Linked DNA regions of Homo sapiens: region 2 is linked to region 1. A link is an interaction called in ENCODE POLR2A ChIA-PET data of the cell type or tissue named here. Cell type or tissue: MCF 10A. All regions are shown on one strand.

Region 1 (5,000 bases):
GAGACAGGGCTTCTCCCTGTCACCCAGGCTGGAGTGCAATGGGGTGATCTCAGCTCACTGCAGCCTCCATCTCCCAGGCTCAAGCGATCCTCCCATCTTAGCCCCCTGAGTAGGTGGGACTACAGGCACGCCCACCACCCATGCCTGGTTAATTTTTGTATTTATTATAGAGATGGGGCTTCGCCATGTTAGCCAGGCTGGTGTTGAACTCCTGGGCTCAAGCGATCCTCCTGCCTTGGCCTCTCAAAGTATTGGGATTACATGAGTGAGCCACCGTGCCTGGCCACCCTTTGTTTTTGAAGTGTCTGTCCTAAAGCACTTTGGGAAGAACTTGGGTACCTTCTATTTGTGGGTGCTCTAAAAACTATTTAAAATTAGTTCATCAACCTAAAATATTTTCTACTTATTTTATTAAGTTCTTTTATTTTTAATTTGTTTTTAATATGATATAAATTTTAAAAAGTTTTTGGTTTTTAATTTTGTATTATTACATACTTTTTTAACTTCTTATATGGGCAGAGATGAATTTGGATTCAGAAGTTTAATTTTCATTTAAGAATGTTACTGCTGGCCGGGTGTGGTGGCTCATGCCTGTAATCCCAGCACTTTGGGAGGCTGAGGTGGGTGGATCACCTGAGGTCAGGAGTTCGAGACCAGCCTGGCCAAGATGGTGAAACCCCATCTCTACTAAAAATATAAAAATTAGCCGGACATGGTGGCAGGTACCTGTAATCCCAGCTACTCGGGAGGCTAAGGCAGCAGAATCTCTTGAACCCGAGAGGCGGAGGTTGCAGTGAGCTGAGATCATGCCACTGCACTCCAGCCTGAGCAACAGAGTGAGATTCTGTCTCCAAAAAAAAAAAAAAAAAAAAAAAAAAAGAATATTACTGCTAAGGGCTAGGTGTCGTAGCTCGTATGTGTAATCCCAGCACACTTTGGGAACCTGAGGCGGGTGAATCACCTGAGGTCGGAAGTTTGAGACCAGCCTGGTCAACATGGTGAAACCCCATCTCTACTAAAAATACAAAAATTAGCTGGGTGTGGTGGTGCACACCTGTAATCCCAGCTACTCAGGAGGGTGAGGCATGAGAATCGCTTGAACCCAGGAGACACAGGTTGCAGCAAGTCGAGATTACGCCGCTGCACTCTAGCCTGGGCAACGGAGTAAGACTCTGTCTCCAAAAAAAAAAAAAGTTACTCATTGTATTGTATTTCTTGCCAATCTTATTAGTCTTTTATAGGAAGTTTGAAAGAAAATTGATTGGTGGAAGTGAGAAAAACTTGTACCATTAAATTACAAGAAATAGCCAGCCGGGCACAGTGGCTCTTGCCTGTAATCCCAGCACTTTGGGAGACCGAGGCGGGCGGATCACGAGGTCAGGAGATTGAGACCATCCTGGCTAACACGGTGAAACCCCGTCTCGACTAAAAATACAAAAAAATTAGCCGGGCGTGGTGGCGGGCACCTGTAGTTTCAGCTGCTGGGGAGGCTGAGGCAGGAGAATGGCGTGAACCCGGGAGGCAGAGCTTGCAGTGAGCCGAGATTGCGCCACTGCACTCCAGCCTGGGCGACAGAGTGAGACTCTGTCTCAAAAAAAAAAAAAAAAAAAAATTAAAACAAATCTGGCCTGCACTGCAGCCTGGGTGACAGAGCGAGACTGTTGTCTCAAAACAAACAAACAAAAAACAAGAAATCTGGCAGATCACTTGATTTCAGGAGTTTGAGACCAGCTTGGGAAACTTGGCAAAACCCTGTCTTTCCTAAAAAATACAAAAAATTAGCTGGACGTGGTGGCGCATGCCTGTAGTCCCAGCTACTCGGGAGGTTGAGGCAGGAGATCGCTTGAACCCAGGAGGCGGAGGTTGCAGTGAGCTGAGATCACGCTACTGCCCTCCAGCTTGGGTGATAGAGTGAGACTGTCTCAAAATAAAGAAATAAATAAATAAAATTACAAGAAATGTTTGTATGTTTATACTTACTAGTTTTACTTATTTTTATTTCTTTTTGTTATTTTTTGCAAATACTAGTAGAGCAGAGTGAAGGTTTAGGTGTGATACTAACTAAATTCTGTTTCTCTTTCCTTTCTCTCCTTGGTTTTGTTTTTATTCAGAGCCTGCAACTGGTGAAAGAAAAAATGGATCTACTGCTGTTGCTGAGTCTGTTGCCAGGTAACCAAAGCTGGATGCTATTTAGAGTTTAATACACAGCTACTGGTGATGAGGGTAGATGGTTTATCAACAAAGGAAAAAAGTTAAAATGAGAAAGTTAAAATGAGACTCTTTCATAAAGGATTTAGCAATGTTTTGAATGGATCATAGACTTTTTAGTTAATACTTTTTTAAGTTCAGTGAAGCTTTTTTCTACACCTAGAACTAAGATAATTGAAATGTCTTTACTTTTGTTCATGTGAGAGTTCCTTTCCCCCCTTTTTTCTGTTGCTGATACAAGAGTCTCCACAATCTCAGGATTGTTGATCCAATTGATGAGAAAAAGAAGGATTAACAAGAGATAGCTACAGACCTTGTTCCTTCTGCAATCGCATACTCAGCTGCAGCCTCAGGTCATTTTCTCTTCTGCCTGCCAAATTAACTACTATGTTGAGCTGTTATTTTTGCTTTGTCATGGATGTTGTAATGCTTTGAGGACGAGTATGACCCCATACTGAGGTTTTGGTTGGTAAGCTTTGCCATCTGGTGGCTGTGAGAATACAATTGTTTCAGGCATGAGTCATCCAGCCTGAAAACGCTAATAGCAGTTGGTGAAACATAGGCAAGAATTCTTCTTTTATTTTCTTTTTTATTTTTTGAGACAGAATCTTGCTCTGTTGCCCAGGCTGGAGTGCGGTGGTGAGATCATGGCTCACTGTGACCTCAACATCCTGACCTCCAGCTATCCTCCTGCCTCAGCCACCTGAGTAGCTGGGGCTACAGGCATGTACCACCTCATCTGGCTAATTTTTGTATTTTTTGTAGAGATGAGGATTTTACTATGTTGCCCAGGCTGGCCTTGAACTCCTGGGCTCAAGTGATCCACCTGCCTTGACTTCCCAAAGTGCTAGGATTACAGATGTGAGCTACCATGCCCCACCAAGAATTCTTAAATTAGAGGCTAGGCGGGTACTGTTAATAACTAAAGTGGCTAGGTACAAGACAGAGTGTTTTTTTTTTGTTTTTTTTTTTGAGACGGAGTCTCACTCTGTCATCCAGGCTGGAGTGCAGTGGCACGATCTCCGCTCACTGCAAGCTCCGCCTCCCGGGTCCACACCATTCTCCTGCCTCAGCCTCCCAAGTAGCTGGGACTACAGGTGCCAGCCACCACGCCTGGCTAATTTTTTTTTTGTATTTTTAGTGGAGACGGGGTTTCACCGTGTTAGCCAGGATGGTCTCGATCTCCTGACCTCGTGATCCGCCCGCAAGACAGAGTGTTGAGGACAATGGCAAACTGAATGTATGGTCCATGTGAAAGGGTGTGCCCCACTCAACTCCAGCCAGTAGTTGTCATGTGAAACTGCAAACTTCTTGTTGCCACATCTTTGTTTTTAGAAAGAAATCTGGATTTTTAAAAATAAAATATCAAATAAAAGAGGCCTGTGGACTAAATGTGACCTCACTTGTGAGTTTCTGACCTTTTTCAAAGTCTTTTGATCTGTTCTTAGCTATGTCTTAGAGAGATTAGTTCCTCATTGGGCTATTAGTATATTTAATCTGAAACATAAGTACCGTAGAGTCCTTTTTCATTTGAAGATCCCTTAATGATATATAGTCTTAGAAGCTGAAGAAAGTGGAGTGTGTATCTGGTCCATTTGGCTTTAACAGAATTTTTGGCCAGGAATAAGTTGTTATTAGTCTGTACTTGTGCATATTCAGAGGGAACAGAGTATGTTGCTGAAGCTTCTAGAACTCTTAGGGTAGAAAGTAGAGAGGAGAAAATAAGGAAAAACTTTGAGCAGAGGGTTGGAATGGTGGATCCTAGAATGAGATGAAATTTTTGATATTGTTGTGAATAAATTTTTCTATATAAGAATCTAAATTTAAAAAAATTCGACTTGTTTGCTATTGTGTTCACTCTAACAAATCATCTAAAGTAAGCTCTGTCACAATATTGGAAGTGGTCCTTGGTTCATCTGCATTTAGGTGGAGATTTTTTGTTTGTTTGTTTGAGACAGGGTCTCACTTTGTCAACCAGGCTGCAGTGCAGTGGTGCAATCACAGTTCACTGCAGCCTTGACCTCCCAGGCTCAAGCGATCCTCCTGCCTCAACCCCACAGGGTGCTGGGACTACAGGCACCTGCCACCAGGGGCTAATTTTTGTGTTTTTAGTAGAGATGGGGTTTCGTCATGTTGCCCAGGCTAGTCTCTAACTCCTGAAGCTCAAGTGATCCACCTGGCTTGGCCTCCCAAAGTGGTAGGATTACAGGTATAAGCCACCGTGCCCAGCGTACATGAAACTTTTAAGTGTTGTTTGTAACTGTACTCTGTTCAAATTACTTGCTGTCACCTTATTTCTCAATCATTTTACTACAGAAGGTTTCAAGCATATACGAAAGTAGAGAGAGTAGTATAATGGACTGCCATGTATTCATCACCCAGTTCCAAAAATTTCTTATGGCCAGTCTTGATTCATTTATATTTCCAGCACCCCCCTCCCTACTGAATTATTTTGAAGATAATTTCAGCATTATATAATTTTATCTGAAATACTTCAGTGCTGTCTCCAAAAGATAAGGATTCTTATTTTAAACTTAACCGTATTACTATTATCATACTTTAAAAAATTGACAATGGTTCCTTAATATCATGAAATATTCAATGTTCAGATTTCTCTGATTGTCTCATAAATGGTGTTTTACAGTTTGACTCAAGATCTAAATAAGGTCTGCATATTGCATTTGATTATATCTCTTTAAGTCTTTTAAAATACAGAGTACCCCTCCAGTCTTTTTTTTTTTTTTTTTTTTTTTTTTTTGCCTCTTGCTTGCAAATTATTTGTTGAAGGTACA
Region 2 (5,000 bases), 160 kb before region 1:
AGGCTCCAAAGGAGACTCCAGTCTCAGGGGAAGTGCTGGAGACCTTAGGCCCTTTGGTTGGATTCCTGGGGACAGAGAGCACACGACAGATCCCCCTACAGATCCTGCTGTCCCATCTCAGTCAGCTGCAAGGCTTCTGCCTAGGAGAGACATTTGCCACAGAGCTGGGATGGCTGCTATTGCAGGAGTCTGTTCTTGGGTATGGACCTTCGAGAACTTCAGATTCTAACTCATTCTATACCCAGTCCCTCAGCCACCATCATCAGTGGCAGCCTGTTCCATATTCTTAAGGTCCCCTGGAGCCCTGTGTCCGAAATCCTAGCATGTCCTCTTTTCCCCTTCCTTTTCCTCACAGTTCCCTCAGCTCCCCAGCCCCCGATTTTCTTCCTGTCCCCAGGAAACCAGAGTTGTGGAGCCAGGATGAAGTAGAGCAAGCTGGACGCCTAGTATTCACTCTGTCTACTGAGGCAATTTCCTTGATCCCCAGGGTGAGATGAAGGAAGAAGGGAAGGGAGTAAATGCATAGAGGGGACTGGTGAGCTGGTTATGGGGACCCGTGGCCAAAGAGGGCAAAGGATATGAAGCCTAGATCTGGGGGGAGACTGCAAAACAGAGACAGGACTTTGGACTTAGAGCTATAGCAGCAGGTCCTGATCTGTCCAGATCTCCCCACTCTCCTTCTACCTTCTCATGCAGGAGGCCTTGGGTCCAGAGACCCTGGAGCGGCTTCTAGAAAAGCAGCAGAGCTGGGAGCAGAGCAGAGTTGGACAGCTGTGTAGGGAGCCACAGCTTGCTGCCAAGAAAGCAGCCCTGGTAGCAGGGGTGGTGCGACCAGCTGCTGAGGATCTTCCAGGTGAAACTACCCAAATACTTATATGTCCAGCAGGATGTACAGGGAGTATCAAACGGTCTGGGTTCTACATGTGCTCTTCCCTGGGACTGGGTTTTCTAATTTATAAAGCAAAGAGTTTAGAGGGATGATCTTCAAGCCTCTTGTAGTTCTAGAATTCTGTAGTTCTGGGAGTTTGTAAACTATTAAGTTTTCTTTTAGCCCAGAACTTCCATTTTCCTGCTCTCTCGTGTCTGCTCTAGACTCAGCTCTAGCTCGGCTAAGTGTGGAGCTCTCTGCTGGGGAGATCCCTAGAAGCTTTGAAGGAGACATTGTGAGGCTGGAGAACTGGGTTCAAATTCAGTGCTACCATTAAATCTCTGAATAACATCCTCAGTCTTCCATCTATAAAAGTCTTGGCATCTCCAATCACTTCTTGTTCTATTATCTCCTAAGCCCTATACATATTACTCTGTAATACTCCTTTGATCCCTATTTCTCACAGTGCTCTATCCTCCAAAGGTTGGAAGACTCACTCTATCTACAGATATCTCTCTGGGCATATTTTATTACTGCGCTGACCTCCTGGCCCTGCCTTCCCCCTTCAGAACCTGTGCCAAATTGTGCAGATGTACGAGGGACATTCCCAGCAGCCTGGTCTGCAACCCAGATTGCAGAGATGGAGCTCTCAGACTTTGAGGACTGCCTGACATTATTTGCAGGAGACCCAGGACTTGGGCCTGAGGAACTGCGGGCAGCCATGGGCAAAGCAAAACAGGTTAGGGATGGAGAGCCAACTGGGGTTGGCCATGAGGAAGCTATTTGGGTGTGATGTAGGACACAAAGAGAATGGAGAGTTGGATGAGAGGTGGGGGAAGCAAGAGATAGAAGAGTTAGAAGATTTGGGTCACAAGTAGGAGGTGAAGGGAGATAAATATTGAGGAAAGAGAGCTAGTATAATGAATAGAGGGACGAAAGCAGTGGTTACCAAATTTTAATGCATATCACGATCATCAAGGGAACAGATTTTTTTCTTTATTTTTTTTTCTTTCTTAAAAAAATAATGGCATGCTTCGGCTGGGTGCAGCGGCTCACGCCTATAATCTCAGAACTTTGGGAGGCCAAGGCGGGCAGATCACGAGGTCAGGAGATCAAGACCATCCTGTCTAACACGGCGAAACACGGTCTCTACTAAAAATACAAAAAAGTTAGCCGGGCATGGTGGTGCACACTTGTTGTCCCAGCTACTTGGGAGGCTGAGGCAGGAGAATGGCGTGAACCTGGGAGGGGGAGCTTGCAGTGAGCCGAAGTCAAGCCAATGCACTCCATCCTGGGTGACAGAGCAAGACTCCATCTCAAAAAAAAAAAAAAAAAAAAAAGGCATGCTTCATGAATTTGCGTGTTATCCTTGCACAGGCGCCATGCAAATCTCTGTATCATTCCAATTTTTTGGGGTATGTGCTGCTGAACTGAGCATGGGAACAGTGCCAGTGCCAGATTACCATGCTTCACTGACTTAATAAAAACCTTTGGGGAGGCTGGGCGCAGTGACTCATGCCTGTAATCACAGCACTTTGGGAGGCGGAGGCAGGTGGATTGCTTGAGCCCAGGAGTTAGAGACCAGACTGGGCAACATGGTGAAACCCTGTCTCTACTAAAAATAGAAAAAACATTAGCTGGGTGTGGCGGCACATGCCTGTAATCCCAGCTACTCAGGAGGCTGGGGTAGGAGAATCCCATGAGTGCAGGAGGTGGAGGGTGCAATGTGCCAAGATCGCACCACTGCCCTCCAGCCTGGGTGTCAGAGCAAGACCCTGTCTCATAAATTAAAAAATAAGCCTCTGGGGGAAAGAGTCTAGACATCTGCATCTCCTTTTTTTTTTTTTTTTTTTTTTTTTGAGACAGAGTCTCACTCTGTCACCCAGCATCCAGGCTGGAGTGCAGTGGTGTGATCTTGGCTCACTGTAACCTCTACATCCTGGGTTCAAACGATCCTCCTGCCTCAGCCTCTCAAGTAGCTGGGACTACAGGTGCACCACACCTGGCTAATTTTTGTATCTTTGGTAGAGATGGGGTTTCACTATGTTGCCCAGGATGGTCTCGAACTTCTGGGCTCAAGCAATCCTCCCACCTCAGCCTCCCAAAGTGCTGGGATTACAGCTGTTAGCCACTGTGCTGGGCCCTAGGCATCTGTTTTAATAAGCGTCTCTGTGTCTGATGCACATAAAAGTGTGGAACTCATGGACTAGAGTTAGTTTGCTCTTCTTTTCCACTGATTGTAATGTCTTTCAAAACACCTTAGAGGAACTGTAAGGCAACGGTCTCATTTTATAGTGGAGGAAACTAAAGAAAAGGCAAATGATTTACCTAGAGTTATACAGCTAAGGGCAGAGGCAAGACTTAAAACCCAGCAGTATGACTCCCAATCCACTGCTTTTCCACTCACATTGTTCCTGTCTTTCTCCTAGTTGTGGGGTCCCCCCCGGGGATTTCGTCCTGAGCAGATCCTGCAGCTTGGTAGGCTCTTAATAGGTCTAGGAGATCGGGAACTACAGGAGCTGATCCTAGTGGACTGGGGAGTGCTGAGCACCCTGGGGCAGATAGATGGCTGGAGCACCACTCAGGTAACACTTTTCCTCCTCCCTACGGCTTCCCAAACACCCATCCCACAGACCCAGCCCTATAGATCATCTAAAGCCCAAGGAATTTTTTTCCTGTGACCCTACCTGGTCCTTCTTTCTATCTTTTGTTGATACCCCATACTAGTGACCTTCAGGACTCTGATTTATTCACTCTGAGGCCCTGGACACATAATACTGTCTCCTACCTCTTTTCCTGGAGGCTTCCTCTTTTTCTTTCCTTTTCTTTTCTGAGTCCTCAGCCTTCCCCATGACTCCTTAGGTCTTAATAGTAACAGAATATAACCCAGTAACACCTATCACTTCCCTGTCCATTAATTCTCCATAACTTTCCTCCTTCCCCTCTTCTCCCACCCCCCACCCCAGCTCCGCATTGTGGTCTCCAGTTTCCTACGGCAGAGTGGTCGGCATGTGAGCCACCTGGACTTCGTTCATCTGACAGCGCTGGGTTATACTCTCTGTGGACTGCGGCCAGAGGAGCTCCAGCACATCAGCAGTTGGGAGTTCAGGTCATTTGTGAAGGGGCTGAGGGTGGTGGTGCTGAGGTAAAGGTGGACTTACTGGGGAAAGAAGGATCATGAAGGTCTGGTCCCATGGAGGAAGGGAACTCATTTGAAGCCATCTCTTCCTTTGTCTCATGACCACAGCCCCTTTCACTGAAGCCGAATTCTTCTTCCTTCCTTCCTACTGTTCTACAGCCAAGCAGCTCTCTTCCTCGGCACCCTGCATCTCCAGTGCTCTGAGGAACAACTGGAGGTTCTGGCCCACCTACTTGTACTGCCTGGTGGGTTTGGCCCAATCAGTAACTGGGGGCCTGAGATCTTCACTGAAATTGGCACCATAGCAGGTGGGGAGCTGGGCCACTGCTGGTGCAAGTTGGTTTGGTTTCTATACCATGGGTGGACTGGATGGAAGACTGCCCTGCAATTCTTAAGGTGGGGGCCTGAGGGTGTTTAAATAAGGGGCTAGAGACATATTGGGGAAGGTCTATGATAGGGCACTTTGGGAGTAGTTAGAGAAGGTCTATAGGTTTGAAGAGAGGGAAGGTCAGTCTAAGACAATGTTTGGATGCCACTTGCTTCAACAGCTGGGATCCCAGACCTGGCTCTTTCAGCACTGCTGCGGGGACAGATCCAGGGCGTTACTCCTCTTGCCATTTCTGTCATCCCTCCTCCTAAATTTGCTGTAAGTATTAATGGACTGGGGTGACCACAGGAGAGCCAGGGCCCAATGGGGACTACATGCATGCACTGATTCCTACCCCTGCCCTCAGGTGGTGTTTAGTCCCATCCAACTATCTAGTCTCACCAGTGCTCAGGCTGTGGCTGTCACTCCTGAGCAAATGGCCTTTCTGAGTCCTGAGCAGCGACGAGCAGTTGCATGGGCCCAACATGAGGGAAAGGAGAGCCCAGAACAGCAAGGTGAGTTCCCAGCTGCACAGCTTGATCCTCCATCTCCTGACCCAGAATCAAACCCCTAATTTGGTGCTGTCTGGCTCTTAGAGTGCACCCAGGGAGATCCCTGGAGTGAAG

The links. Peaks named below come from ENCODE experiments on the same cell type or tissue, not always from the same donor. Only the 100,000 strongest peaks of a DNase experiment are listed, where the experiment ranks them.
Region 2: POLR2A ChIA-PET joins it to region 1 with 5 read pairs; 1 of 35 experiments calls an interaction of 5 or more read pairs at or near these places.

The regions. Positions count from the first base shown.
Region 1 is chr15:43,438,695-43,443,694 of GRCh38, reverse strand. It overlaps TP53BP1 (tumor protein p53 binding protein 1), which reads left to right. Exons shown (of 28, transcript NM_001141980.3): 15 at 2,112-2,169. Among named protein-coding and RNA genes, the nearest start is that of TP53BP1, 52 kb to the left of the region's middle. RefSeq lists an enhancer at 1,078-1,681. In MCF 10A, a CTCF peak has its summit at 2,684 (motif pointing left); a DNase peak (open chromatin) is centred at 2,644.
Region 2 is chr15:43,599,849-43,604,848 of GRCh38, reverse strand. It overlaps STRC (stereocilin), which reads left to right. Exons shown (of 29, transcript NM_153700.2): 20 at 3-199; 21 at 398-488; 22 at 697-853; 23 at 1,438-1,607; 24 at 3,298-3,453; 25 at 3,835-3,977; 26 at 4,167-4,315; 27 at 4,556-4,653; 28 at 4,742-4,889. It also overlaps the pseudogene RNU6-554P. Among named protein-coding and RNA genes, the nearest start is that of CKMT1B, 8.3 kb to the right of the region's middle. In MCF 10A, no CTCF peak of the experiment used is centred here; a DNase peak (open chromatin) is centred at 2,388.